Regions from separate parts of the Homo sapiens genome. Here region 2 is linked to region 1. Evidence: read pairs that join two places in POLR2A ChIA-PET (ENCODE). Cell type or tissue: CD4-positive, alpha-beta T cell. All regions are shown on one strand. Each heading gives the region's core, and the rest is flanking DNA. Links, peaks and the distances in the headings are about the cores only. Region 1 overlaps LOC124907749 (a long non-coding RNA gene). Region 2 overlaps LCLAT1 (lysocardiolipin acyltransferase 1).

What was found. ChIA-PET counts read pairs that join two places held together with the same protein. Peaks named below come from ENCODE experiments on the same cell type or tissue, not always from the same donor. Only the 100,000 strongest peaks of a DNase experiment are listed, where the experiment ranks them.
Region 2: POLR2A ChIA-PET joins it to region 1 with 10 read pairs; 6 of 35 experiments call an interaction of 5 or more read pairs at or near these places.

What each region holds. Positions count from the first base shown.
Region 1 is chr2:30,201,043-30,218,655 of GRCh38, forward strand. LOC124907749 (a long non-coding RNA gene) reads left to right here. Exons shown (of 2, transcript XR_007086267.1): 2 at 1-1,198. It also overlaps the pseudogene H3P5. Among named protein-coding and RNA genes, the nearest start is that of LBH, 22 kb to the right of the region's middle. RefSeq lists a silencer at 7,566-7,790 and an enhancer at 16,899-17,613. In CD4-positive, alpha-beta T cell, for the core only: CTCF peaks have their summits at 7,508 (motif pointing right) and 7,716; DNase peaks (open chromatin) are centred at 7,529 and 8,382; H3K27ac peaks cover 434 bases.
Region 2 is chr2:30,465,763-30,479,710 of GRCh38, forward strand. The region is part of intron 1 of LCLAT1 (lysocardiolipin acyltransferase 1); the gene reads left to right. Among named protein-coding and RNA genes, the nearest start is that of LCLAT1, 25 kb to the left of the region's middle. In CD4-positive, alpha-beta T cell, for the core only: a CTCF peak has its summit at 9,982 (motif pointing left); no DNase peak of the experiment used is centred there.

The DNA of each region.
Region 1 (17,613 bases), core at 3,802-11,801:
TGTCTTGCTATAGACACAAATCTCTTTGAGGATAGACTTGTATTCCCAGCAAAAACCTGGTCCCTGCGGGAAGGGAATGGAGCCAAGAATGCATATAGACATCTGAGCGTCTCCAAACGTGGCTGAGAGCAGGGGTTATTGGAATGTACTTCTTTTTTTTTTTTTTTTTTTTGAGACAGAGTCTTGCACTGTTACCCGGGCTGGAGTGCAATGGCACAATCTTGGCTCACTGCAACCTCCACTTCCTGTGTTCAAGCAATTCTCCTGCCTCAGCCTCCCAAGTAGCTGGGATTACAGGTGCCTACCATTATGTCCAGCTAACTTTTTGTATTTTTAGTGGAGACGGGGTTTCACTGTGTTGGCCAGGCTGGTCTCAAACTCCTGACCTCATAATCTGCCCACCTTGGCCTCCCAAAGTGCTGGGATTACAGGCATCAGCCACCATTCCCGGCCAGGGATGCACTTCTTACAGGCAGCAGAAATAGCCCCTCTCTACCCCAAACTCCGTTTAGAATTTGAGTTCACCACAGATTATGTATAAAAATCAACATTAACAATAATGATAACTAATATTTTGATAGTGATTAGTATTTGCCAGGCACTATTACAAATATTTTATATACACACCACTTTAACTCATGTAACAAATCCATCAGCACTAATGGACTAGGCCCTGCTTGGTTAAAAAAAGAAAAGGTGACAACCACAGACTAATACTATTTAGGTATAAGTTACCACAGATGATTTCAAGATTTGACATTACGTTTTTTAAAAACTTTCATCTTATCAAGAGCTATTTTCATGGAAATGGAGTTTCACTGAACAAGAATATTGTAATCTGCCAACAAGGTCGAAGTACCCTAAGCTTCTCCCGTCAAGAGACGGAGTCTATTTCTCACCCCTTGAGTCTGGGCTGGCCTGTGACTTGCTTTGGAATGCCATGCAAGTGACAGCTCACCAGTTTTGAGCATAGCCCTCAAGAGACTTTATAGCTTCAGTTCTCTCTTAAAATCTAGTTTTGCCACATGGGACAAGCCTAAAAGAAAAGACACTACATGGAGAGAGGCCCCAGATCATCCTGGCTGAGGCCCCAGACAAGTGAGTGTGTCCAGGGAACAACAGCCAAGCTTAGCCCAGACTGAAAGGACCTCCCAGCTAAGCCCAGAATCAGGAACTGAATAAATTATTGTTGTTCTTAGTCACATGATTTTGTTATGCAACCAAAACTGATATGGGGGAGACACTAAAAGCTAGATTTTACGTCTGCCTGATATCCTGGGCTCTTAGTGTTCTTTTCAAAATTCTTTCTGCAAATTCATGGAGTCACCTGTACCCTTCATGATGGGTACTGATTGATGGAGTTTAATTGTGTCCCTTTTATTCAAACAAACATTTCTCCCCTATCAAGTATATTTTTAAATTCTGACAAGAAAACATGGAAAATATAGAAAAGATTAAATAAGGAAACAAATAAAACTATAATTAAATAATCCACAGATAGGGACTGTTAATATTTATGGTTTTTTCTTTCACATATTTTTCCATTATATATTATAAATGTATACATATGCATATCATATTATTCTACATGGGTGTATATATTATACACACGTGTATTATATAATTAGTTTATGTAGTTCTGAATCCCACTTTTCTCTTCACAAGATTCTTATATATTCCCAGCCATTAAAATTCTTGGAAAACATCACTCTAATGGGTATAATTGCCCATCATAAAGATATATCATAATTTATTTAACTGCTTCCCAATTGTTGGACATTATTCTGTCTTCAATTTTTTATTATTATAAGTGGCAATGTCATGAACATCTGTGTACATCTTTGTTCAGATCCTTGAATCTGTCCTCAGGAAGATGGAATTGCTGGGTTAAAGAGCACCAGCATTTAAAGTTTTATCCATAAAAGGAACTACAATCCAAACATCTCGGGAAGAATATCTAAAGGAAGACAATGTTTATCTCTACTCCTGATGTTTAAGCCAGGAACAGGTCTGCTTTTGTTTTACTGGTACTAGGTCGGGAAAGAAATGCTCAGTGAAACAGAAGTCCAGGCATTCAGTTCTGGACGCCAGGGAACCCTAGCCCAGGGCCCCTCTCTACCGAATTGCTCAGACCCTCCGTGACCACTCTTGAGGTGTGTTCTCCTGGCTGGAGAGAGGAGATGCAGGCTGGAGAAGACATGGCGGAGTCCAGGGACCATTCTTGTCCTGGCTCCCGGAACACGCTCCTCTTAGGGGTTTCATTTCCCTCTAGGCTGGGAATGCTGCCAGGGGGCTGAGGAACTGATGTTCCCAAGGCTGGTACATTTGATTTTCACTCTTGGCTAGAATTCAGAGCAGAGAAAAGTAAACTGCATCTGGGCCAAGGTGAGCCTGTCTCCTTGGAGGTCCTTGGGCTAAATGGAGGAGAAGGGTATACAGAGCTGAGAGCCAAGGAAGCCGATGAGGAATTGCACTTGGGTGTGGAGAACAAAACTACGTGGCCATTGATTGACTCAGGAGCTCTGCTGGAGGTGCCCTTGGCTCCCTGCATCTTAATCCTGGCCTGAGAATGGTCAGTCTACTTGAGGGCCAGTAATACGATCTTAAACCTTCATGACTTACGCCTCAGTACCAAGGCCAGTCCCTTCATTTGAAAAGGAAGAAGGAAGAAAACTAGAATCCATTGGCGATTTGCTGTGTGCCAGGCACTTTACAATACAAAGAAGGCTTATTAATATTCTCATTCAAAAAAATAAACAAACCAACGCCACAGTAAATGATGGGATTTGCTTAAGGTTTTGGGACTAATTAATTCAAAAACTGAGACTTGGCTAGGCACAGTAGCTCATGCTTGTAATCCCAGCACTTTGGGAGGCTGAGGCAGGTGGATCACCTGAGGTCAGGAGTTTGAGACAAGCCTAGCTAACATTGTAAAACCCCGTCTCTACTAAAAATACCAAAAATTAGCCAGGCGTGGTGGCAGGCACTTGTAATCCCAGCTACCCGGGAGGCTGAGGCAGGAGAATTGCTTGAACCTGCGAGGTGGAGGTTGCAGTGAGCTGAGATTGTACCATTGCACTCCAGCCTGAGCGACAGAGCAAAATTCCAGCTCAAAAAAAAAAAAAAAAAAAAGAAAGAAAGAAAAAGAAAAGAAAAAATGGAGACTCGAATTGGGTGCTTTTTAATCCCTGGATGCAGAGGCAGGTATGGTATGGCAAGGAAAAGATCACTGACCTTAGATTTTCTACAAGCCCTGACCTTAGATTTTCTTATTACTTCTTTGAACTTGGGAATGGTACTCATTGCCTCTGAGCTTCAGCTTCCTATTCTGTAAAATGAGCAGTTGCCTACCTTGCAGGGTTCTAGTTAGGAGTGGCAGGGGGAATGCTTGCAAAAGACCTAGTGCCGCACTTGACCCACAAGAGGACTCTTGAACACCAGCTGTAACATCCACCCCTTTTGCTTCTGTTGCCTCTTCTGGGAGCCCTGACGGGAAAACCCAGTGAGGTTGAGGATACAGGGGTTTGTGGGAGACCTCCGTCTCTGGAACGAATCCCCCACTCCTCCATCATGCCCACCACACTGGCTGCTTGATTTCTCTGCCACACTCTAGCTTTTCTCTCTGAAAAACAACTTGCCAGTAACACAGCAAGAAGGCTCAGGGCTCTGAACTATTGTGTGCATCCCAGGTGGACTCAGTCCCCAGATGGAAGAAGGACAAGTCTCCATCTCAGAGACAGGGAGTGGGAAGGTAACTGGAATTTTACCTGTGCAAAGTGCCCTACATCCAGGTGATATTTCATCCTGCTCTGTTCCTTCGTAAAGGTCTCCAGCGAGCAGAAGGGTTCCATGAGCCTTACTCCTCTGGTCCCAGGCCTTGCCAGGCACATGTTGCTTTTCCCTGGGAGTAGGGCTGGGCACTCCTGCCTCCCCATGCCCATCAGCCATGGGGTTCCCTTTAAAGGCTCTGGATTGAGCACAGTCACCTCTAATGGGACCATGGAGGACCAGCCCAGCAACCTAGAGCTGCTTCCCAGGCTGCCTGGGAATCATTTCATTTTCTATTTGCAGAATCACAGATGTTGACTTTTGATCTCTTCCTCTCTCCCTTGGGGGCCTCAAATCAGTGATGACAGCTATTTCATTTCTTTTTAATTTTTTTTCTTTTCCCTATAAAGAGAAAAGGTCAGAAAGGGCTCAGAAAGGTTTTGAAAATATTGGAAGAGCTACATACTGGCTACTGGAATGCAAAAGAAAAGCTCTAGCCCTCTCTATGGAAAGCTCATGGCAATGACCAGGCAGAGGCTGGGGTGGGCACTCTTTAAGGCAGTAATGTTAACCTTTAGTGTGTCTGTAAATCATTCAGGAGTCTTGTTATTAATACAATGCAAATTCAGATTCAATAGGTCTAATGCACTCCCAGGCAAGGTCCATGCTGCCAGCCCAGAACCATGCTTAGAGGAACAGGTGCTGAGTTTCTTCCTCACCTCCACCTTGCCCCAGTCCTGAATCCTGCAATCTGTAAATGCTCCCTGCTATCTTCATGCAGTTGAGTCTTAACAGGCAAGAAGCCAGCCAAGCGAGAATCTCTCAGCAGACACTTTAATCAAATTAAAACCCACATTTAGATTTTTATCACTTTTGATCATTTAAACAGAAGAACTTTCAGATATATATAGATTTCCAAAGAAGGGATCACAAGAGGACACTCAGGTGAGGGGTGGGGAGTTGGTGGCAGTGTTGGGGGGGCTTTCTTCTCTCACCCCATTCTATCCCCTTTGACTTATTCATTTCTTTTAAATAGCATTTGGCTCAACTATTATGATCTTATGCTGAACCTTTTGCCATCCCATGAATGGGCAAGCCTCTGTATACCCAGTGAAAATTACCTTTTTCTTTCCATAGGTCCCAGTTGCTTTTTTTTTTTTTTTTTTGAGTCAGAGTTTCATTCTGTCACCCAGGCTATAGTGTAGTAATGTTATCTTGGCTCACTGCAACCTCCTGGATTCAAGTGATTCTCCTGCCTCAACCTCCTAAGGAGCTGGGACTACAGGCGTGTGCCACCATGTCAGGCTAATTTTTGTATTTTTTAGTAGAGATGGGGTTTTGCCACATTGGCCAGGTTCGTCTCGAACTCCTGACCTCAAGTGATCCACCCTCCTCAGCCTCCCAAAATGCTGGGATTACAGATGTAAGCCACCACACCCGGCCTCCCACCTCCCAGTTACTTTTATAAAAATTTTTCTATGTGTTTTGCTCATGTGAACACAACTTAAAATGCATTCTATGATAACTCAAACATAATAAGATGGATAAATATTGTGTATTAGAAAGCAATGTCCATTTTCTAAAATGATTCACTGCATCATGCCATAAGCGATGAGCCCTTTCTGGGTCTTTAACCATCAAAAAGTGACTCTCAGGGATTCAGACCTAATTGGCCTGAGGAGGGACTCAGGCACTAATATTTTTTAAAAGCTCTGAAAATGATTCTAATGTACACTCAGGTTTCAATACCACTAGACTAAATGATGTCAAATTGCTAACTTGAAACCATTCCGATGCCTCGCTATACATTTAAATTCCACACGCATTTTTGAGTGCTTGTCATATACCAGGCACTATGTGGGCTCCTGAGATATGAGCAGATCAGCCGCAGCTTCTGCCTTCAGGGTATGCACAGTCTAGCAGGGGAGATTTTAAAAAGCAGAATTAATTCTATCTAGAGGCCCCACAAATAGTGAAACAGGGAAATGTTGCCTCTATAAATACAAATAAAAGGAGAGGAGGGAGTGGGGGAACCTGCCCATATCTCCCCCATCATTGCTCTTCCTCTCACTTCCTCCAGAGGGTACAGAACGTGGATTAAACAGGAACACAATGAGTGCAGGGCAGAACCTCAGCTCTCAGATTTGAGCTCTGGAGAGAATGGGCAGGGCCGTGAGCAGCTGAGAGATGGAGCCTTCCAGGCTGGGCGATTTCTTAATGTAGGAATGCAAAACCTGGCCCTCAAGTGGCAAAGGCTAAATTGTGAAATGATTTTCAGCAGCTCCTCCACCAAAAGTGTCAGGTAGCTAAAGTCAGCCTCCTCCTCCCTGTCTGCATGCACTCCAGCTGCCTGCTTTTTGTGCTCTTCCTGCCAGATGCCCTCAGCTGGTCCCTTCACTTATATATTTATTTATTTATTTATTTATTTATTTATTTATTTATTTATTTACTTATTTGAAACAAGGTTTTGCTCTGTCACCCAGGCTGCAGTGCAGTGGTGTGATCTTGGCTCACTGCAACCTCTGGCTCCCGGGTTGAAGCAATTCTCCTGCCTCAGCCTCCCAAGAGGCTGGGATTACAGGCACCTGCTATCACACCCGGCTAATTTTTGTATTTTTAGTAGAGATGGGGTTTCGCCACGTGGGCCAGGCCGGTCTTGAACTCCTGACCTCAAGCAACCTGCCCGCCTCGGCCTCCCAAAGTGCTGGGATTACAGGTGTGAGCCACTACGCTGGTCCCTTCACTAAATCTTTATGCCAGCCTGGCTTACTTGCCCCCCAATTACCTTGCAGGTGTCAATCAGCTGGGCGGGACTTCATACTGAGCATGAGTGGCCAAGAGGGTGTGCAAGAACACCTGCATGGTAAGGTAGGAGACTGTTTCTCCCAGAGAAACTCCAGTGTTGGGGAATTCATGAATGAGATATTTTAATAAATGCAAAATCATGCAGTCCCCAGTCCAAATGAATCCACGGATGAGTAAAGCCAGTGAATTTTGGCAGAAAATAGCATATGACCCAAACCTGCCCCTTCACCTCAATTCTGGGGCTCAGCAGGTGTTGTCAAGTGGAGTTCTCTCCTACTAGGGAGAGGGAGCTTGCTCCCAGGCACAGCTGACCAATGAGGGAATGGGCTGCTTTTTGAGATAATGAATTTCCCACCAGAGGCCTTTTGTAAGGTTTTGGGGCAGGAGTATTTAAGCAATGGAAAGGGTGTTGGCTACTTTTAATGTGCCTTATAAGGAACCTCTTAAAACCACTTTGTGACTGCCTTTAAGTACCTTTCAATTCTACAGTTCTTTGAAATATGTGAACTGAATTCAGGTCTCCTATAAGCAGAGGAATAATGACAGTGGCAACGCTGCAAAGCCATGAATATCAATGAATATTAACTGGGAATTTCCTCAGTCGCAGCTCTGTGACACTCTCAAATACACCCTATCCCTCAAAAATGTGTAGAATTATATTATACGTACTTTACAAATAAGGAAATATGCATAAAGAAGCTGAAAGATTTGCCCAATATCCCACAAAAGACACGTGCTTCAAGTCCAGGTTTCTTGATTTGTAGTCTGATGTTTATAGTATAATATCATAATTTTTATTTTGTTCAGATACAGTAAGAGCTGAAAAAAATCCTTAGAATATGTATCTTCAGGAAAGAAAATGATCTCAAAGAAGAAACAGATTTGGTGGAATTTGATGGCTGGATTAGCTGTCAGGGTAATGCTCATGAGTGGCCAGCAGGGAGCAGAAGCCTGCCATTCTAGCCGCTTACATCCTTTCCAAGCCCGTAGAGGTCTGGAAGTTAGTGCAGGAAAACCATTGAGAGCAAAGCCTAAGAAAGCAGAAGGGAGCCAGTGAGGACTGCTGCAAAGGCTCCTTTCAGGCAGGATGTATCAACAGCAGGGTGCATCTGAAGAAGAGGCTTCCCCCAGGAGGATGCCTCCAGGACCCAGAGGCAGCAAGAAAACTCTGGAACATGCACAAGATTGGAATATCAGCAATCCAAGACTCCAGGAGTCAATCTGCTATTTTCCAGCCCATGACCCTTTCTCTGCATCTGTTTCCCTTCTCAATTTACAGTACATTGCCATTGTCAAGCTGTGCAAAGGCCTTCTCTTGTTTTATTTCATTTTCCTATCATTTCCAGTTTGTGTTCCCATTCCCCCACATATTGTTCTCTTTTTCCCGTTGGTTTGCAAGAGCTCTCTGTATAATCTAGGTGTACATCTCTTGTTGTTTGCAAATATATTCTCCCCAACTGTCACTCAGCTATCTGTAAATTTCACTAAAGAGAAATATGGCTTGTGTTTTCCCACCCTGAGTTCACAAAGATATTCCACATTTCCATCTGGAGTTTAGAATATGATATAAAGTTGACTATGATATAATAAAGTTGAGATACAGCTTTATTTTTCTCCATAGAGTGAGCTAGTTAGAGCCCACCACCAGTCCCCAAGTTCATGTTTTTCTTACTGTTTTGGGGTGCTACCTCTATCATAAGTCAAGTTTTCATATTGAAAAATGGGTTTTATATTTTTGAGCTCTTTAGTTTGTTCTGTATGATTTGCTTGTTTCTGTACCAATACCACATCCTTTACTACCATGGCTTTGTGGTAAGGTCACCTGTCTCTCTCCTCTCCTCTCCTCTCCTCTCCTCTCCTCTCCTCTCCTCTCTTCTCCTCTCTTCTCCTCTCCTCTCCGCTCTGCCCCGCCCTGTCCCTCTTCTCTCCTCTCCTCTCCTCTCTTCTCCTCTCCTCTCTTCTTCTTCCTCTCTCTCTCTTTCTATTAAAAATGGCTTAGTTATTTCTGGATCTTATTTATTTTTGAGACGAAGTCTCACTCTGTCAGGCTAGAGTGCGGTGGCACAGTCACAGCTCACTGCAGCCTCGATCTCCCACGCTCAAGCAATCCTCCTACTTCAGCCTCCTGAGTAGCTGGGACTACAAGCATGTGCCACTATGCCTGGCTAATTTTTAAAATTTTTTTGTAGAGACAGGGTCTCAGTATGTTTCCCAGGCTGGTCTCAAACTCCTGGGCTCAAACAATCCTGCCTTGGCCTCCAAAGTACTGGGATTACAGGTGTGAGCCACTGTACCTGGCCTACTCTGATTCTTAGCATAACCCTGAAATATCCATCTACCTTTATGGTCCTTCTTTATTTTTCTAGTTTTATTGCTTTGGCCAAACCTCTAGGACTATCCCGGAGGGGTGCTTTCAGGCCTGCCACTGTGGCAATGCACAAACTTGGACATTTTCAGAAGTTCACTGAGCTTCAGATTCGCAAACTCTCCTTCCAGAGTCTGGTGCGAGAAACTGCTCAGAACTTCAAAACAGATCGTGCTTCCAGAACACAGCTATTGGTGTTTTGCGGGAAGTGAGGCCTATCTGCTTGGCCTTTTTGAAGACACCAACCTGTGTGCTAGTGGTGCCAAACATGTAACAATTATGCCAAAATATATCCAGCCCGCACTCCAGATATATGGAGGGCATGCTTAAGAATCTGTTATGATGGGGAACATTTCATTCTCAAAAAAAAAAAAAATCTTCTTTCTGTTATTGGTAGTTCTGACCATTAGATTTTCCCCCCCAAGGGATCAAAAGGTACCTAAATATATGATTGCATGTGGAAAAATAGGACAGAAACATCAGGTATTGGCAATTGTCTTAGTCCATGTTGGGCTGCTATAAAGGAATGCCTGGGGCCGGGTAATTTATAAAGAAAAAAGGTTTAATTGGCTCACTATTCTGATGGCTGGAAAGTTCAAGACGGGGCATCTGGTGAGGGCGTCCTGCGGCTTCCGTGTATGGTGGAAGGCAAGGGGAGCCAGCATGTGCAGAGATGACAAGGTGAGAGGAAACAAGAGTTTGTGGGGACCTGGATCTAACAACCAGCTCCGCAGAAACTAATAAGGTGAGAAGTCACTCATCCCCACCGCACCCCCATGCCCAGGGAGGGGATTAATCTATACATGAGGCATCTGCCCCCAGGATCCAAACACCTCCCACTAAGCGCCACCTCCTAACATGGCCACACTGGAAATTAAATTTAAACATGGCCAGGCGTGGTGGCTCACGCCTGTAATCCCAGCACTTTGGGAGGCCGAGGTGGGCGGATCACGAGGTCAGGAGATCGAGACCATCCTGGCTAACATGGTGAAACTCCGTCTCTACTAAAAATACAAAAAATTAGCCGGGCGTGGTGGCAGGCACCTATAGTCCCAGCTGCTTGGGAGGCTGAGGCAGGAAAATGGCGTGAACCGGGGAGGCAGAGGTTGCAGTGAGCCAAGATCGTGCCACTGCACTCCAGCCTGGGCGACAGAGCGAGACTCCGTGTCAAAAAAAAAAAAAAATTCAGCATATCATCAGGTGGGGACAAACAAGCCATATCCAAACCACAGCAGCAGCTTTTCCATTTTCATGTGAATTTTTAATATAAATGTGGGCACATAAAGCATTCAAGAAAGAATGTTTCAGTGAATACGTTTTAGCAGTTCACCTTTATAACAATTATAAATAAACCTGTTAAATTTTTCTGGACAATGTCAGCACTTGAATATTTTTTATAACAAATAAATGTCTTATTGACTAAATGGTATTTGCAGCATTTTTACCATACAGTAGATTCCACGCACTCACTATACTTTTCTGAGCCCTACATGCAAGTACTTTTTTTTTTTTTTTTTTTTGAGACAGAGTTTTGCTGTTGTTGCCCAGGCTGGAGTGCAATGGCGTGATCTGCAACTTCTAACTCCCGGGTTCAAGTGATTCTCCTGCCTCAGCCTCACGAGTAGCTGGGATTACAGGCGTGAGCCTCGCACTCAGCCACAGATACATATTTTTAATGTTGTCTGTCTTCTGTGCAATTCCTGTATGTTTGTTATTAAAATACATTAGGCTATAAATAAATAAATACACTATTGGATACCATCAACATATTTTATTCTGAATTTTCAAATATGAAATAGCCTTATAGTTTTGTGTGTGTGTGTTTCTGCCATCCTCCTCTGACTTTGTAATAAAGATTAGAGCAGTCTTATAGCAAAGGAGGAACTCATTTCTATTTGCTGGGGTAATTTATGTATGTCAAGAGATTATCTATCTTTTTTTTTTTTTTTTTTTTTTTTTTTTTTCTGAGAAGAGTCTCACTCTGTCACCCAGGCTGGAGTGCAACGACATAATCTCAGCTCGTTGCAACCTCCGCCTGCGGGGTTCAAGTGATTCTCCTGCCTCAGCCTCCTGAGTAGCTGGGATTACAGGCATGGGCCACTACACCCGGCTAATTTTTGTATTTTTAGTAGAGACAGGGTTTCACTATGTTGGCCAGGCTGGTCTTGAACTCCTGATCTTGTGATCCACCCACCTTGGCCTTCCAAAGTGCTGGGATTACAGGTGTGAGCTACCACACCCAGCCCTATCTCATCCTTAAAAGTGGGTAGAGCTTATCTGTAAAACCATCTGAGCCTAGGGCTTTTCAGAAAGGTTTTTGATTATATTGTAATTCTTAATTGAATACTTGACAAAACAGTTTGTTATTTATTCTGTTCCAGTCTTGGAATTTTGTATTTTTTCAGAATTGTATCAATTTTAGTAGGCCTCCAAATTATAATTCTTCATAATAGTATTAGTCTCAAACTTTTCATAGCCTGTGGCTTTCAGCATTTAATGCATGGTTTTATCTTCTCTTTTTTTTCTCCACCAGGCTCATCAGACATTTATATATTTTGTTAACCTTTTCAAAAAACCAGCTTGGTCAACGTCTTGTTGTTGATAAACACTATTTCTCACATTTCTGAACTTATGTATATATTTTCCTTTTTTCCAGATTTCTCTATTGAAAAATTAGCTTCAAGAATGTTTCAAAAGTGATTTAGGAATAAGCCATCTGAAGCCTTATATACCTGATACTATTTTTATTTTACTTTTATTTAAATGATAGTTTGTTGAAGTTCTTTCCCATCAACACTTTAAAATATTACTTTGTTGTCTTTTTCTTCTTCTTCTTTTTTTTTTTTCAGTAGAGATGAGGTCACGCTATGTTCCCTAGGCTGGTCTCAAAGTCCTAGGCTCAAGCAGTCCTCCCACCTTGGCCTCCCAAAGTGCTGGAATTACAGGTATGAGCCATCATGCCCTGCCAACGTCATTGTCTTCTTGTATCCGGTTTTGTTATCGAGGTTTTTTTGTCATTCTAATTCTTTTTCTCTTTTCGTTGATCTAGTTTTTCTTTATACATGTTTTGAGAATGTTCTCTTTGTCATTAATGTTCTTAAATTTCACTACCATGTATCTAGGTGAGAGTTCCTTTTTGTATTTGTCTTGTTTAACACTTGGCTTATTTTTCAATCTAAGTTTTGTATTTTCTTTATTTCTAAAAAATTCTCAGTCATCTTACCTCCAAATATAGCCTCCCTTCACTATTTGCTTCCCCCTTCTGGTTCCAAATTCAGCCCTCCTAACCAGTACACTATCCACCTGCTCTGAGAAGGTCAGCTTCGTTGCCCTTATCTGTTTGGGTATGGCTTCCTTCTACCACACCGTGAAAGGCAGGGGTAGAGTGCTGTTTTGTCTTTGTACTCCTGGGGCATCAGTACCCACCGTGTGCTAAACGAATGAATGAACTAAGAGAATGGAGAGGTGGAGGTGGCCACAGGGCTGGAGTCAGAGGTGCTGTGGAGCCAGGGCGGGAGCCCAGCTTCATGACTGTGCTGCGTCACACTCAGGCGCATGACCTCTACTGGGGCTGCAGCCCCTTAAGCAGACCCCTCCCTGTGGGAGTCTTACTGCTCGTACGTTATATATATATTTCCTTTCAATAGGGGCATCCAAAGTCTTAACCCAAAGCGGGCACCGTTCCCTGGCAGCCTGGTGGCAGGGAGGCGGGAGAGATATGTTCCAAGCCCCTCAAATGGCCCACTTAGGCAGTCATGTAGAATCTCGAGAAATACTCCCTAGCTTCCCAGGAACTGACTTTTTCCTGGATAAGTCTCTCTCTCCTGGATGTAGGCTATCAGCTCTCCAGAAACACCCCCTCACTTTCAGTCTCTCTTAATGGTTACTCTCAGCAACCTTTGAACCATTATCGATTCATGCTATTTTCTACCATCTCTTCGATTTCATTTTTCAAGAGGTCTGATGTTCTTTCACTATTCCTGCCTTTCTGATCTTCTCTCATAAAAATCTGCCTTTTCTATAGAAGCTTTATTGGAAGAGGTTTTACACATGAGTTAGGAAATTGGATTAGATTATCTTGGCCACCATCCAACCCTGAATTCATTGATTCTGTGAAATTTACAACACAGTTGAGCTAAACTAGCACCATTGGGGATCACTAATGATTAAATCATCCACCATACCATGGTGCCCTTCTGCTTAATGAGAAGATACAACGCTAACCAGCAAGTTCTATTTGTGGCGTTGAGATTAGTGAGCTACTCTGACATTATCTAAGTTGAACATTCAAACTAACCATATTTCCAGTGTGCCTTAGGTATCTCAGTAATGACAATCATAGTTAACACATATGAGACACCTACAATGTGCCAGGCATTGTCCCAAGTACTTTACGAACTTTTTTTTTTTTTTTTTTTTGAGACACAGTCTCACACTGTCGCCTGGGCTGGAGTACAGTGGCACGATCTCGGCTCACTGCAACCTGTATCTCCCGGGTTCAAGCGATTCTCTTGCCTCAGCCTCCCAAGTAGCTGGGATTACAGGCACTCCCCACCATGCCTGACTAATTTTTTGAATTTTTAGTAGAGATGGGGTTTTACCATGTTGGCCAGGCTGGTCTCGAGCTCCAGGCCTTGTGATTCACCTGCCTCGGCCTCCCAAAGTGCTGGGATTACAGGTGTGAGCCACCGTGCCCGGCCAGTACTTTACATACTTTAGCTCATTTATTTTCCACAGTTACACAGTGAGAGAATTAACATTTTCATCCCTGCATTACAGAAGGGAAAACTGAGGCATGCTGAGGTTATATAATTTACCCAAGATCAGAGTTGGTAAACGATAGAGCTGGAATTCAAACCGAGCAGGCTGGGCTGTTAACCACTGCACATACTACATCCTGAAGCTCAGAGAGATTATTGTGCACCCCCCATGTGGAATTACGCCTTCCTATCTCCTCACAGGAGGCTGCCAGAACTCCCTTCCCCTCCTATCATTATGACATGCGTCTGGGCTTCACCTTTTGCACATCTGAAAAGAGTTAAAAGAATTAGGAGACTTTTGAAAGAGATGGATGGTATAGTAAGGAAAGATACTGAAGCCAAAACAGGAAATAGAAAGTCAGTCATGTTTGGGTCAAAGTAAGAAGAGTTAGAGAGGGAAGAAGAGGACGAAATTCAGGATCTTATGGAGGGCTTGGAAAGCATGAGAACACGCCAGATAAAAGGAAACAAATAAAAAGGAAGATGTAAAATAATAAAGATGTCAATTGTTCCCAAATCAATTATACAATTTCAGCTGAAGTCTAACACAGCTTTTTTTTTTTTTTTTTTTTGGTTGGGTTTGGATTGTGTTTGGTTTTGTTCTGCTTTGTTTTGAACTAGACAATCTGATCTCAAAATTCCCTTGGAAGCACAAAGGGCCAAGAATAACTGAGAAACAATTTTGAAAAAGTACAAGGTGGAAGAACTTGCCCTACCAGATATCAAGATTTATTATCAAAATATTTAGAAAAGAAGACAATATAGTCTGCGCACAAGGATAAGTAAGGGAGCAGAATAAAGGGCCCAGTCACTGGCCTGCCCATGTTTGGAAAGAAGATGGGGCAGAGATGATGTTACACGCCAGTGGGGAAAGGGTATTCTATCTGATAAATGAGTGCTAGGAGCAACCTTTATCCATATGGAAAATAGTAGATTTCTACATCAGATCATTCCTGGGTGATCTTAAAAAAAAAAAAAAGCACAACTTTAAAACTTAAAAACTTAAAAAAAAAAGCACAACTTTAAAACAGAAGATGAAGACATAGAAAAATTCTTTGTAATTCTTTGTGACTTTAAGATGAAGAGTTCATTTAAAAACACTGAAAATAGAAACTTGGGGTAAGTTTAATTTTAAAAGTGGTAATGTGGACTAGTACATTAAAACTCACTTTTGTACAACAAAGGCCATGAGAACAAAGTGAAAACCAAGCCATAGACTGGAAGATAATATTTGCAATGAATACAATATGCAAAGCGATATCTCTAATTAATAAGAAAAAGACAACATATGGGGGAAAATGGACAAAACTATCAATTCACAGAAAAACTCCAGGTCAATAAAAATATAAAAAGATGCTTACTTTCACTATTAAAGAAGTACAAATCCAAACAACAATGAGATACCATTCACACCCACCAGATAGCAAAAGTGTATGTCAATGCCAAGTGTTGGGAAAGATGTTAAATCATGGAGTCTCATTCACTGCTAGTGGAACTGTAAGTTGATCCAAGTACTCCAGAGAGCAATTTGGCAACAACTAATGAAGATGATCATGTCCAGAAATTCCACTCCTAGGCATATAGTCAAGAAGACATGTATTAAGATATTCACTGCAGTACTGGAAACAGCTTAAATGTCCATCCACAAGAGAATAATTAAATTGTATTAGAGTTATACAATGGAATACAACACAGTATGTGTCAGCATAGATAAAAATCTCACAATTGTAATGCTAAGGGAGAAATGAATATTGCAGAAGATAGTGATACTACAGATATGATTATACACTATATAAAATTTAAAAGCTGGCATAATAATCCTTTGCAATGTCTGTGATACATAAAAAATGTAGTAAAAATAGTAAAAGTATAAAAACACATGTGAAGATGATTAACACTGATCTCAAAACAGTGCTTAGCTCTGGGAAATGAGGGAAGAAAATGGGATGAGGGAGGTGTACAGAGAGGAACTCAATTGTATCGCTGATATTTACTTTCTTTGAAGTAAAAAGACATGAAGCAAATAAGGCAATGTGTTAATATTTGCTAAAGCTGATGTGGCCATCATTAGCGCTACCCACCAAATATTTCTGGCTCTCTGCCTGCCAGGCCCATAGTAGGATTCTATGTCCTCACCCATTTTGAATCAGGAGCAGCCTAGAGATTTGCCTTGGCCAATGAAATGTGACTGGAATTGACTTGTGTTTCTGGCCTCTTGAGCCAATGCACAAAAACTTTGGCCAACATGGCAGCCCAGAGACAAAGCTTCTGTCCTCCCCAGTCCCTGAGCAAGCATGACACCCCCAGGCAACCCTAGGAGGATGGGAGGATGGGAGGGAGATGAGTGCTGTCAGCCGCTGAGGTTTGGGGGTTGTTTGTTACTACAAGTCTACCCTGGAGAATAGAGCTGGAAAATGGGTCCACTCCTATTCACTGTATCAGTCTCTGATTTTATCTACATGTTGAAATATTATCAAAAACATTGTAATACTTTTAAATTGGACTGGCTTTCTATCTCTTCGTTCACGAAAATTCTCTGTACTGGCCTGCGCAAGGCCCCTCTCTTAATTTATTAACTTTTGTGTTTTCAGAAAGTGCCTCTGACTTGGGATGGAAGCAATGTGGAGCTGTAGGAGCCTCCTGGTAAAAAGGATGAATGGCAGAAATCATTGATTAAGCCCAGATTTCTGGGTGAGCCCAGATTTCCTCCAGTGCTGTCTGCTAGCATTTCCCATCAATCTGGGGACAGAAACCCAATGAGAAAATCTTAGCTTTTCTCCAGAGAAATGTAAGCAAGAATTTTGATGAATGCAACTGCCGTTGATTCTTTGTATGGCTTTTAGAAAGATCACTTCACCCTTTTTCCCACTTCTCTGCAGTTCACCTCTGGGAGAAATGTCAAGAAAACTTTCCCACACCTCATGGCTTCCAGGTTCCTTTTTAGGGCTGCCTGCAAGGCCCACAGGGAATAAAAGGCCCAGCAGGAGGTGGAGGAGGGGCAGCATGGTGAGAGAAGGAAGAGAAACTCCGTTCTTGGCCAGTTGTGCTCCGTACTGTGCAGACACACAGGCAGCGCCTGGAAGTCACCGAGAAATGCAATGCCTTTGAGAAGTTCCGTGGAAAGAATGACATCATGACCAGTCACTCCCCCACCCCACCTTTTTTCCAGTGGGAGTGAGAAATAAATAGACTGACACATTTTCCAGTCAGGGAGCCATTCTGGACAGCAAGTTTACCTTGGCACAGGAGCTCAGGTGGGGCTGTGAGAAACCTTATCTGTGCTTGCCTGGTAAACAAGGAGCCTGCAATCTCCCCGGAGTCTTGGCCACTGAGCAGGTGACTGCGGGAGGCAGGTGAGCAGAGCAGGTGAGCAAGGTGAGCCTCGGGCCCAGGAGCACGCTGTGTTAGGTAAATATTGCCTTAACTTGATTGATGGACTCACTAACTGTCTGTTTGTTGCCAAGAGAAATGCCATCACCGCCAAATTCAAAGGTAAAATTCCTGTCCCTTAAATCAAGGGTTCTCAAACTGTAGTGCGTTACTAGGTCACCTGGGGAATGCCATTAAAATGCAGGTTCTGATTCAGCAGGTTGGGATGGCTGAGAAAATTGCCTTTCTAACAAGCGGCTGGTGATGCCGAGGGTGCTGGTCTGTGGACCACTCTCTGAATTTGCAAAGTCTTAATGCTCAGATGACTGTATGCATTTTACACGGTCAAAATAGTTACTGATTAAGGAGCACTGATGCAGGCTGCAGGTGTCGTACCAGATGTTTGCTATCATCTCTTGTAACTCTTCACACCAACTCTGCAAGGTGGGTGTTATTATCCCCGCCCCCTCCTTGGCTGGCAAGGAAATTGAAGCTAAGAGAGGTTAATTCATGCATTATATGTGTAATTTCCAAAAGATTTCATTG
Region 2 (13,948 bases), core at 5,550-13,549, 270 kb after region 1:
TAGAATCATTTATATTATTTTGAGATTTGCTTTTGAATTGAGGACAATAAAGTGTATTTATTTCTCTTATTAGTGAAGTGGCATGAAAGAACAAAAGTCTTCTTTAACAGAAAGAATTTCAAGTCCATTGCATTTTGTTAAAACTTTCCCCAAATTTTATTTTTTTCAACCAAGTGGTAGATTATATAACTAATGTTACAATTAATTTTTTTCTGATTTTTTTTACTGACATATAATTTCTTATATTTTTGATAAAGTAACTCCTTAGAGTTGTCTAGATGAGTTGTATTTTTTCAGTTTGCTGACAAACTATTTTTCTTGCTTTATTAAAAATGATTAAATTTCCTAATTCTGCTTTTACCTATTTGATAATTCTTTATTTTATTAGAATTGTTAGGACTTTGTAAATTTTTTCATAAAGAACCAAGCTCATTTTAAAGTTCCGCTGTTTTTTCTGTGTTTTCTTTTTTTCTTTTCTTTTCTTTTCTTTCTTTCCTGCTTTCTTTTTTTTTTCTTTGAGACAGGGTCTCACTGCCACCTAGGCTGGGCTGGAGCTCCTAGACTCAAGTGATCCTCCCACCTTGGCTTCCCAAAGTGCTGGGATTGTAAGCATGAGTCAATGTGCCTGACCCTTTCTGTGTGTTGTTATCTAATCAATCATTTTTACTGTCATCCATATTTCTATTTTTGTTTTTTAATCACACCTTTTATTTTAAAAATTTGACTGCTTGATTTTAAAATTTGCATTGCTTAGTTTATGTTCTGTTTATTTAAATACTATTTTAGAAACTATTTCAGTACAGCTTTGTATGAATCCTGTAACTTTTGATATGCGATGTCTTTATATTTTTTCTAAATATTCTGTTGCACTGGTTCTAAACTTTGGTGAATATCAGTCTCAGCTGGCAGGCTTATTAAAAATGCAGATATTCCAATTCTACTTAACACTGGGTATAGGGCCTGAGCTTCTGCATTTTTAACAAGCTCCCCACCCCCTGGTAATCTGGATTAACATCAGCATATGGGAACTACAAGTCTTATATATTTTTAATTTTTTCATTAATTCAACAGTTATTTAGGAAGGCTTAAGAATTTCAAATCTTTAGGGTTGTTTGTTTTGAATTACTCTTAGTTTTATTGTATTATAATCAGAAGCTTGCCCTGCAAAATTTATTTTTTATTTTTTTTAAATTATACTTTAAGTTCTAGGGTGCATGTGCACAACGTGCAGGTTTGTTACATATGTATACATGTGCCATGTTGGTGTGCTGCACTCGTTAACTCGTCATTTACATTAGGTATATCTCCTAATGCTATCCCTCCCCTCTCCCCCGACCCCACGACAGGCCCCGATGTGTGATGTTCCCCTTCCCGTGTCCAAGTGTTCTCATTGTTCAATTCCCACCTATGAGTGAGAATACGTGGTATTTGGTTTTTTGTCCTTGCAATAGTTTGCTGAGAATGATGGTTTCCAGCTTCATCCATGTCCCTACAAAGGACATGAACTCATCCTTTTTTATGGCTGCATAGTATTCCATGGTGTATATGTGCCACATTTTCTTAATCCAGTTTATCATTGATGGACATTTGGGTTGGTTCCAAGTCTTTGCTATTGTGAATAGTGCCACAATAAACATGTGTGCATGTGTCTTTATAGCAGCATGATTTATAATCCTTTGGGTATATACCCAGTAATGGGATGGCTGGGTCAAATGGTATTTCTAGCTGTAGATCCTTGAGGAATCGCCACACTGTCTTCCACAATGGTTGAACTAGTTTACAGTCCCACCAGCAGTGTAAAAGTGTTCCTATTTCTCCACATCCTCTCCAGCACCTGTTGTTTCTTGACTTTTTAATGATCGCCATTCTAACAGGTGTGAGATGGTATCTCATTGTGGTTTTGATTTGCATTTCCCTGATGGCCAGTGATGATGAGCATTTTTTCATGTGTCTGTTGGCTGCATAAATGTCTTCTTTTGAGAAGTGTCTGTTCATATCCTTCGCCCACTTTTTGATGGGGTTGTTTGATTTTTTTCTTGTAAATTTGTTTGAGTTCTTTGTAGATTCTGGGTATTAGCCCTTTGTCAGATGAGTAGATGGCAAAAATTGTCTCCCATTCTGTAAGTTGCCTGTTCACTCTGATGGTACTTTCTTTTGCTGTGCAGAAGCTCTTTAGTTTAATTAGATCCCATTTGTCAGTTTTGGCTTTTGTTGCCATTGCTTTTGGTGTTTTAGACATGAAGTCCTTGCCCATGCCTATGTCCTGAATGGTATTGCCTAGGTTTTCTTCTAGGGTTTTTATGGTTTTAGGTCTAACATTTAAGTCTTTAATCCGTCTTGAATTAATTTTTGTATAAGGTGTAAGGAAGAGATCCAGTTTCAGCTTTCTACATATGGCTAGCCAGTTTTGCCAGCACTAGCACCATTTATTAAATAGGGAATCCTTTCCCCATTTCTTGTTTTTGTTAGGTTTGTCAAAGATCAGATGGTTGTAGATGTGTGGTATTATTTCTGAGGGCTCTGTTCTGTTCCATTGGTCTCTCTCTCTGTTTTGGTACCAGTACCATGCTGTTTTGGTTACTGTAGCCTTGTAGTATAGTTGGAAGTCAGGTAGTGTGATGCCTCCAGCTTTGTTCTTTTGGCTTAGGATTGACTTGGCAATTGCCCTGCAAAATTAATTGAAATTTCCATTGTGGTCATTTGTAAATGACCTCCACTGTGGATAGTTGGGAAAAAAAATAGCCATTTGATATATATCTGTTTTTTTTTTAATTGAGGTGAAATTTACTGTACAAGAAATTAAGCATTTTAAAGTGGACAAATCAGTGGCATTGAGTACATTCATGTGTTGTGCCACCACCACTGCTGTCTAGTTTCAAAACATTTTTATCACCTCAAAGGAAACTGTGTACCATTAAGCAGTTGCTCCCTTCTACCCAGCCTCTGGCAACCACCAGTCTGCTTTCATTTCTATGGATTTGCCTATTCTGAATATTTCATATAAATGAAATTATGCAATACGTGACCTTTTGTGTCTTCTTCACTTAGTATAATGTTTTCAAGGTTTATTTAACTCTTTGAGAAACTGCTATTTTACATTCCCACCAGCAATATATGAGGGTTGCAAATTTTCTGCATCCTTACCAATGCTTGTTATTTTCCATTTTTAAAATTGTGCCCATGCTAGTGGGTATATAGTGATATCTCATTGTGGTTTTGATTTGCATTTCCCCAATGATGTATGATGTTGAGTAGCTTTTCTTATGCTTATCAACCATTTGTATGTTTTCTTTGGAGAAATATCTATTCAAGTCCTTTACTCATTTAAAAAAGTTATTTGTCTTTTTGTTGTTGAGTTGTAAGAGTTCTTTATGTATTCTGGATACTAGACCCTTGACTTGTGAATTTTTCTTCCATTCTGTGGGTTGTCTTTTCATTTTCTTGATGGTGGTCTTTCACGTGCAAAAGTGTTTCATCTGGATGCAGTCCAGTTGATTTTTTTTTTCTTTTGTTGCTCATGTTTCTGGTGTCACATGTAACAATCCCTTGCCAAATCCAAGGTTGTGAAGATTTACCTTTGTTTTCGTATAAGAATTTTATAGTTTTATCTTTTGTGTTTAGGTTTTTGATAGATTTTGAATGAGTTTGAGGACACCTTCCTTCTTTTGCATGTAGCTATCCAGTAGTATCATTTGTTACAGATATTGTTCTCTCTCCATTGAATGGTCTTTGCACCCTCGTTGAAAATCAGTTGGCCATAGATGTATGGTCATAATTCTGGACTCTCAATTAATTGGGCTACAGGTCTCTTCTTTTTTTTTTTTTTTTTTTTTTGAGACGGAGTCTAGCTCTGTCACCCAGGGTGGAGTGCAGTGGTGTGATCTGGACTCACTACAACCTCCGCCTCTGGGGTTCAAGCGATTCTTCTGCCTCAGTCTGCTGAGTAGCTGGGACTACAGGTGCCCACCACCACACCTGGCTGGGACTACAGGCATGTGCCACCTGTGCCCAGCTAATTTTTTGTATTTTTAGTAGAGAGCCAGGATGGTCTCGATCTCCTGACCTCATGATCCACCTGCTTCGGCCTCCCAAAGTGCTGAGATTACATGCATGAGCCACTGCACCTGGCCCTAATTTTTGTATTTTTTAGTAGAGATGGCGTTTCGCTGTGTTGGCCAAGCTAGTCTCAAACTTCTGGCCTCAAGTGATCCACCCGCCTCAGCCTCCCAAAGTGCTGGGATTACAGGCATGAGTCACCACGCCCAGCAAGAATCTGCATCTGATTGGTTGGGTCAGGAATGAAATCACACGAGTGTCAAAATGGTCTTGTGTGTCGAGTCAGTTTCGGGTGGGGGTTACAGGGCCAGTTGAGTCAATTTCATGGTATGAGTAACCCAGGTGGCATCAGTTGGTCCACCAGAACACGAGGTCTGAAAAATACCTCAAGAATCAGCCTTGGGTTTTACAATAATGAGGTAATCTATTGGGGTAATCGGGGAAGTTACAAGTCTTATGACCACTGGCTAGTGACTCCTGTCTAGTAAGTAATTACAAAAAAGACAAGTTAGAAAATAGTGTCTTGTTATTATTTAACTATGCTTAAGTCTTAGCAGAATTCAGGCTCCTACTGTAATTCTGACCTTGTGTCCTTTTGTTATTTTTTACAAAGATGGTTTTGGTCTCTAAACAAGGAGGGGGTTAGTTTTGGGAAAGGACTATTATCATATTTGCTTTAAAGTTAAAATACAAACTAAATTCCTCCCATAGTTGGCTTGGCCTATGTGCAGGAATGAGCAGAGACAGCTTATGAGGTTAGAAGCAAGATGGAGTCAGCTACGTTAGGGTTTTCTCACTGTTATAATTTTGCAAAGGCAGTTTCAGTACCACATTGTTTTGATTACTGTAGCCTCTTAGTAAGTTTTGAAATTAGGAAGTGTGAGTCCTCCAACTTTGTTCTTTTTCAGTGTTGTTTTGGCTGCTTGGAACCACTTGGAATTCCATTCATATTTGGTGATTGGCTTTTCCATTTCTGCAAAAGTTATTGGAATTTTGATAGAGATTGAATTGAGTCTGTAGATTGCTTTGAGTAGTATTGCCATGTTAATAGTATTGTCTTTTATTTATTTATTTTCATTTTATTTATTTATTCATTCTTTTTTTTTTTTTTTTGAGACAGAGTTTTGCTCTGTTGCCCAGGCTGGAGTGCAGTGGTGCGATCTTGGCTCACTGCAACCTCTGCCTCCCGGATTCAAGCAATTCTCTGCCTCAGCCTCCCGAGTAGCTGGGATTACAGGCGCCCACCACCACGCCTGGCTAATTTTTTGTATTTTTAGTAGGGACGGAGTTTCACCATTTTGGCCATGCTGATCTTGAACTCCTGACCTCGTGATCCACCTGCCTTGGCCTCCCAAAGTGCTGGGATTACTGGCATGAGCCACTGCACCCGGCCTATTTATTTATTTTCTAAGATAGAGTCTCACAATGTTGCCCAGGCTGGAGTGCAGTGGTGTGATCTCAGCTCACTGCAACCTCCGCCTCCCGGGTTCAAGCGATTCTTCTGCCTCAGCCTCCTGAGTAGCTGGAACTACAGGTGTGTGCCACCACACCTGACTAGTTTTTGTATTTTTAGTAGAGACAGGGTTTCGCCATGTTGCCCAGGCTGGTCTTGAACTCCTGACCTCAAGTGATCCACCCGCCTCAGCCTCCCAAAGTGCTGGGATCACAGGCGTGAGCCACTGTGCCTGGCCAGTATTGTCTTTTAATCCCTAAACCTGGTATATCCTTCCATATATTAGATTTTCCTTAATTTGTTAATGTTTTGTGGTTTTCAAAGTGTCTTTTACCTCCTTGGTTAAATTTATTCCTAGGTTTATTCTTTTGATGTTATTGTAAATGGAATTACTAATTTTCCTTTCGGTTTGTTTATTACTGGTGCGTAGAAACATAGTTGGTTTTTGTGTGTTGATCTCGTACCCTTCAACTTTGCTGAATTTATTAGCTCTAGTAGTATTTTTGTGGGTTCCTAAGGATTTTCTATACATAGGATCATGTCATGTGCAGATTCTTCCTTCTGATTTGGATGAATTTTATTTATTTTTCTTGCCTAATTGTTCTCACTAGAAATTCTAGTACAATGTTGAATAACAGTGGTGAAAGCAATCATCCTTGTCTTATTCTTGATTTTAGGGGGAAAGCTTGTAGTCACTTTATCCCTGAGCATGAAATATGAACATCATTGTCATGAACCATTGCTGTGGGTTTTTCATAGTGCCCTTTTCTTTTAAATCTTTAACATTCTTCTGAGTGGAGTTAACTGGAAAACTTTAAAGAAGCTAATTTAAAATTTTTGCTAGTTTATGGGACATAGTCTCAAAATTGAGAACAGAAGAAACATCCACATGGTTGTAATTTTTGTCCTTAGGGCTTACATGGGCAAGAATATACAGAAAGCATTTATGGAAAAGGAGTTAAAAGGAGACAAGACTTTCAGAACTCACTGAATAGAAGATTCCACTTGTTTATTTGGTTTTACTCTCTAAACTGTTGGAGTTGATAATTAAGCCCCTTCTAAGGCTTTACTTTTTGTCACTGGCTTGTAAAACTGGAAAATTTGCCCAGATTAAGCCTTTTAATGTTTTATTTTGTGTTAATTTCTTTCTTGATTTGAGATAAATGTTTATAAACATCAACCAGTTTTTGTTTATGAGGCCTACACTGGAGGAAAGGACTGTAATTACTAATGTTGCATCAGAAGTTGCTCAGACAAATGGAAACTTTTTCTTTTCTTATAAAAGTGGAAGTGCCCCTAGTGTCAGAATGCACATTATTCTTGCATTTGGTAAAGTGTTCTGTTGTGTTTTTGTAGTCATTTTAATGACATTCAGATAGGTTTTATGCAAAATGTTTATGGTAGGCCAGATCTTAAAAACATTTTTTTGCAGGGAGTCAGGAGGTGATTACCTTTCCAGGTAATTTCAGGAATTTTCAGTTTTCCTAAATATTTTTAGGAAGAAACCCAGGTTCTATTAGAATATTTTGTCTCCACAAGTCTTGCCAGTCCCTCCTACCTGCCCCCCACAATACCTTGTAATGGAACATTTTGTGCCATGTCTAGCTAATGCATTAGATGAAACTTTTAAGTCACAGTGATGAGGAAGAAAAAAGATTGGCTGTGGATAGTGTGTTGCAACTATTTTTGCATTAAATCATAATTATGCCTTTCTGTCTTCTCTGGAGTTGAAAAAAAAATGATTTGTTGTCTCTGAATATAGTTGATATTTGTGTACCATATATCCATGGCCTCACCAGTCAGGAGAGAGATTTCCATCTTGGAAAATAGTTTGTCTGGAGTGAATGTTTCTGATTAATTCATTATGTGTATAGGAAAATTATATATGTATGACAGTTACATATGTTAGACAGTTATATGTGTCTAACTGTATTACATATATAACTACCATATGACAGTTGCATATGCTATTATGAAGACATATATATGTATGTGTGTATACATATATATAAAGTTCTGAACAAGGAGGGCGGGTTGTATGCTTCTTATAGTAAAAGGAATCTGAATCTATTACGATCTTTCTTTTAAGTTAGTGTCCTTGGGATAAGGAGAGCAGGTAGACGGAAGAGAACCTGGTAAGCTTAAAAGCCACCTGATTCTCCTGATTTGGGTCACCCGCATCTGGAACATCCTCTTTAATTTGGTTATCAACATGTTTTTTCATCCCTTTATTTATTCTATAATTCCTTATAATCGTGATAATTTATGAACCTAAACAAAGACTTTTTGTGTTGATTTCTTCAGTGACATAAAAATTAACCTACTTCTGTGGATGGATAGATGAACATGGATGCGTTCTATGGAGCAGAGTCTACCAAAATTATTTTTTTAAATCATCTGAAACAAATTGTGCTATTGGATTGACCATTTTCCTCAGTTGTTTTAACTGTTTACAGGGAATGAAGATGAGTGGGCAACAGGTTGTGGTTGCTAGAGTTCATGTCTTCACCATTATCTGCAGTCTGAATATTGGCTCTAAAGGTTCTGAAACCTGGTTTCCTAGTTTTATGCAGTGCTAATTTATACCAGTGAAATTTATAAGGGATTGATTTTCAAAACCCAAAGGCTTGTTTATTAGTTTACATGGGCAGTGGACCTTTCCAGTCCAATTCACTGTTTGGATTGTTTTTGTGTTGGTATCTGAGTATCAAACAACATCTTACCAATAATAAGAAAACTGTGTAATGTGTTAAAGATAATATAATGACTTATGCAGCTATGAAAATACATGTGTTAAAGAAAAACTCATAATCAGGGAAGAAGGCAAATGTTATACCTGTTTCAATGGAAAAGTAAAATAACCCACAAATTTATATGGAGTAAAGAAATGTTGAAATGGACCCAAGTGGAGACAAACTGGTTTGTTGGGGAGAGGGAGCTGGGGAGAAGCTCAGGAGGACAACTGAACCTGCTCCCTGACAGGATAGAATTTACATGTCCCTCAGTTAACCCATAGTCTATACAGTGTTGTAAAATAGCTCCCATCAAACAGAATCTGATAAAGTGTAGAGGTGTGCTATAAATCATGCCTAGTTTTCCATCAGATTTTTCTCTACATGTTACTGTGACTTGCAGTGAGTGGGGGTTAAAAGATGTTTTTTAAATTTAAGAGACAGGGACTTGCTATGTTGCCCAAGCTGGGCTTGAACTCCTTGATCCTCTTGCCTTAGCCTTCTGAGTAGCTGGGAATACAGGCGTGTGCCACAGATATTTGAGTACAGTTCTGGATCCTCTTTGAGCCTGATGAGCTTTTAAAATTGTGCTATTACCTGGTTAATGAATGAACAGTTTTAATGATTTGGTTTTAAATAATTTAACTTTTTTTTTTTTTTTTCTAAATAGGGCCTCACTCTATCACCCAGGCTGGAGTGCAGTGGCACAATCCCAGCTCACAGTAGCCTTGACCTCCTGGGCTCAAGTGATCCTCCTGGCACAGCCTCCTGTGTAGTTGGGATCACAGGTGTGCACCACCACACATGGCTAATTTTTAAAAAATTTTTTGTAGAGATGAGGTCTCATTTTGTTGCCTAGGCTGGTCTGGAACTCCTAGGCTCAAGCAATTCTCCCACCTTGGTCTCTCAAAGTGCTGGGATTACAGGCATGAGCCACCACACCTGGCCTTAAATTTGTTAGTTATACACAGATCCAGGTTCAGATTTACCTTGCTAGTCTTATTCTGTGTGTGTGAGACAGGGTCTAACTGTTGCCCAGGCTGGAGTACAGTGGCACAATCATAGCTCATTGTATCCTTGAACTCCTGGGCTCAAGTGATTATTCTGCCTCAGCCTTCCAAGCAGCTGGGATTACAAGCATGTGCCACCACCACTGGTTAATAAATTTTTTTTTTTGTAGAGGCAGAGTCTCACTGTGTTGCCCAGGCTGGTCTAGAACTCCTGGGCTCAAGTGATACTTCTGTCTCAGACTCCCACAGTTCTGGGATTACAAAATTGAGTCATGGTCCCTTACTAGTCTTATGGAAACTTATAATTTTCTTTTTGGCACTGGGTCTTTTTTGGATAGCTGGTGGTGACTTGGAGGCTGGCTGCAAGGGGCAGTATTAAATGTAATCTGGTATTATATGCTTTTTTTAAATAAACATGTAACCGTTAAAATTGCATACAATTATTGGAGGCTATATAATGGGGTTGGAAAGAGTCCCAGCTCTATGATAATCTGGATTACTGACCTATACAACAACATTTGCAGTTATTATGATTTTTGACCTAATTTGTCAGAATCTTCATTTTAATTCATTCTGAACATTTTAATGCATGTTTAAATAGAATAATTTTTAAATTGGCATGCCTGTTTTATACAACTCAGCCCAGTATTTTTCTTTTAGCCAGAATAAATGTTGAATGATTCCTTCCTTTTAGTGATTCTTTCTGATACAGTTTCTCCTAATATGTGATGCCCTCTAGTGAATTCAGCCTTTCAGAAATATTTTGAGAAGCAAGATTTTGAGAAGATTTCAGTATAATGAAATCTCAAGGAACATTCTAATAATTAGAACTATTCCTTTATGCTTTGTTGAGATGCAGGTTTCTCTCTCTATAAGTGTTCAAGTGAAGATTTGATAATCCACTATGAGTCTTATTTTTGAATAGAGTGAAACTTTTCCAGATGACTTCTAAAGTCTTCTTCAGCTTCATGGTTCTAGCTTCCATATAAACCAGTAGTCGTCAGCCAATAAATATTGAACATTCACTGGACCTTAAGCACTGTCCTGGGGCATTGTGAAGGTTCCAAAGGTAGTATAGGTCATAGATGTGATTTCAAGTAACTAATGCATCAAGAGGATGAAATAAAGTAGCTAACCTTTATTGAAGATTTACTCTGTTCCTGGAGCTGCTGAAGACAGTTTACTTTGTCATTTAATCCTCACAATAGTCTTTAAGTAGCTACCACTTTTAGTCCAATTTATTTGTGTAGATATTGGGACCCAGAGAGGTTAAATAATTTGCCCAGGGTCACACAGTAAGTGTTGGAACCAGGACCAGTTTATGTAAAATAATAGTGGGTAGGAGGTGAATGGCAGGACAGCAATCAAAGTTTCATCTGTCTTTACAGCCACTCCACATCACTTGAATTATCTCCTGATTTCCACCTCTGCTCAGATCCGCCACTGCATTCGATTCTTACAGGAACGCAGGCCCTATAACTGTGCTTGCAGGGGATCTAGGTTGCATGTTCCTTAGGAGAATCTAATGCCTGATGATCTGTCACTGTCTCCTATCATCCCCAGATAGGACCATCTAGTCTCAGGAAAACAAGCTCAGAACGCTCGCCGATTCTACCATTATGGTGAGTTGTATAATTATTTCATTATATATTACAGTGTAGTAGTAATAGTGGAAATAAAGTACGCAATAAATGTAATGTGCTTGAATCCTGAAACCACCCCTTCCCCTGCCCCTGCCATCCATGGAAAAATCGTCTTCTATGAAACCAGTTCCTGGTGCCAAAAAGGCTGGGGACTGCTGGCTTACAGGCTGTCAGCTCTCTGAGGGTGTATTTAGTTGTCTGTATTAAGCTAGCTCAAATTACTTTTGGATACCTCTTTACACTGTCATACTTAAGTGTGTGATTCTCTTATTAGCTTCAGTCACAGAAGTGATAGTTAATAATTTGTACATAAGTTTTGCAGTTCATTTTAATTTTTGGCCCATAAGGTATTTTACTTACTCTAAAGACTTACTTGATAGAATGACACAATCTTACCTTCTTTTTTCTTTAAAGCATCCATTCTTTGATGTTTAGTGAATCAACGCTTGTTCCTGTGCCTAAGAATCCTTTGAGGGCATTTATGACTTGTAGGTTTCTTTTGATTTTCAGAGACATTTACCACCCTCTTTATTGGATTTTAAGGCTAGGATAGCTGTTGTCCTTTTTGTTTTTATCACCTAGACTAAATAGAAATCGATTTCTCCATTTGTAGGTAAATTAATTTCATCAAATTAGAGCTAGCCTTTTGATGCCTTGGATTGTACCTGTTTGTGGTGTATTCAGGTTAGTGCTTGTTGTTTGGAGAAAATATGGAATACATCTTCGGTCTAATTACTGGAAAGATAATGTGAGCCTTAAAGAAGAAAGGAATATTATATTGTGATATATAAGGTAGGTCATTCTCATTTCTGGATACTTGTTTGGTGTCCATTTATGAAATGGTTTGTTTGCTCCAAAGTATCTGTATATAGCCTCTAACTGGTATACAACTAAGTCACAGATTGTGACCCTAATGGCCTGAGCACCCCTTAGGCTTCATCTCTCCCTGATTTCACTTCTGCGCATACCTAAAGACTTGATGTTATCAACATATCACTTTATCTTTCCATTTAGGCTATCCCTGAGTAATGAGAAGGAATGTGAGAAGAAATTAAATTGGAGGCTTTCCTAGTGAAAGGAGAGACACTCAGAGGTGGCCAGCCTAGGATTTTAAGAAGTCTAGAAAGATTGAGCAGGGCTCCCGAGAAGAATATTTTAATGAAAGTAGGAGGTTAGAAAAATCCTACCTGACTCTGTGCCCGTTTTGGTAAAAACAGAACAACTTTTTAAGACTTCTTGAAATTTTACGATTTTCCTTCTGTTTTTCTAATTTCTCTCTCTCCCCCCTGAAAGTTTTTCTAGCAGTGAAAAATCTCAAAGATTTACTTAAGGGATAGGAATTAAGGAATTTTGTGGTCTGAATTCTGTGGCCCAGGATTTGGGAACGTAAAGTCAAAAGTGTTAGTGAGGGATTAAAAAAAAAAAAAAAAAAAGGCATAAGCCAGTTACAGAAGCATTTGGAACTGGGCCTCCCACAGTTTATGAGTTAACACGAGATTGGGGTGTTAGGAGATAGTTTTATAAATCATTATTTGAAGTTAAGCATTTATTCATAATGGTTAAAGACTGTGTTGTTATTAGTGCTATTTTCAGGTACATTTTTGTGAAGTTGGCTTTTGTAGGCTGACGTGAAAACCTGATCACTTTTTATAACATAATTTTTGTGGGAAAATGCATTCTGAATTCCAAACAGCTGATTTAAATGCAGAGTTTTAGCATGCTACCTGCTCATAAGTTGGGACTGTTTTCTCTGTTCATATTCTGGTAGAATTCCCAATTTGGTACATTTCTAATCTGGGAAACAAAATTTTATTTGACTGTAGATGAGGTAAATCTCTATAGAATAGTTATATGTGTAAAAATAAGTTACTTCTTAGCTGAGTGTAGTGGTGTGTGCCTATAGTCCTAGTACTTAGGAGGCTGAGACGGGAGGATCACTTGAGCCCAGGAGCAGTAAGCCATGATTGTGCCACTGCACTCCAGTCTGGATGACAGAATGAGAACCTGTCAATAAATAAATAAATAGATAGATAGGTAGGTAGGTAGGTAGGTAGGTAGATACATAAATTTAAAAAACCAAACATAGACACACATAAACAAATGAAGTAACTTTCATAACCAGAAACTACAGTAATCTTTGGCATAGTATTTGTAACTTAAGACTTGGTTTTGTATTGTCCAAGATTTTTTAAGATCTTTAGGTTAAGATTCAGATGGACTTGCTGACTTGTGTTACATTGTAAAAGGGGAATCAAGCCTCCTGGGATATACTTGGGTTGCCCAATTGCTGTGTTTCTTTAAGTATTTTTTTCCCTTTTTAGGGCCTTTGTTTCTTCATCTACAAAATAAGAATGTTCATAATGGCATTATTCATATAGCTCAAACTTGAAAAATACACAGATGTCAGACAGAATAGATGAATACATTTTGGGATATTTATACAGTGAAATACCGTACAGCAATGAGCAAGAAGAAACAATTGTGGCACTTACTTATTTGGGTGAATCTCACAGACATGTTGAATAAAAGCAGCCAGATGCAGTAGAGTATATACTTGTTTTTTGTTTTTTATTTTCTTTGGTTTTTTTTTTGGGACAGGGTCTCATTCAGTCATCCAGGCTGGACTACAGTGGTGTGATCATAGCTCTCTGCAGCTTCCAACTTTGGGGTTCAAGTGATCCTCCTGCCTCAGCCTCCCAAGTAGTTGGGACCACAGGCTCATGTCGCCATCCCCATCTGTGGAGGATTGCTCAAGCTATCCTCCCATTTTTGTAGAGGTGGGATCTCAGCATGTTACCCAGGCTGGTCTAGAACTCCTGGACTCAAGCAGTCCCTCTGCCTCAGCCTCGCAAAGTGCTGAGATTATAGGTGTGAGCCACCATGCCTGGCTGTGTATATGTTTGTTAATTCCATTTAGATAAAAGACAGGTAAGACTACTGATGGTCATAGAATTCAGAATTGTGGTTACCAGTGGAGTAGTTAATTATTGGGAAGGGACATGCATGAAGGAGGCTTCTGGGTTGCAGGCAATACTCTGTCTCGATCTGGATACT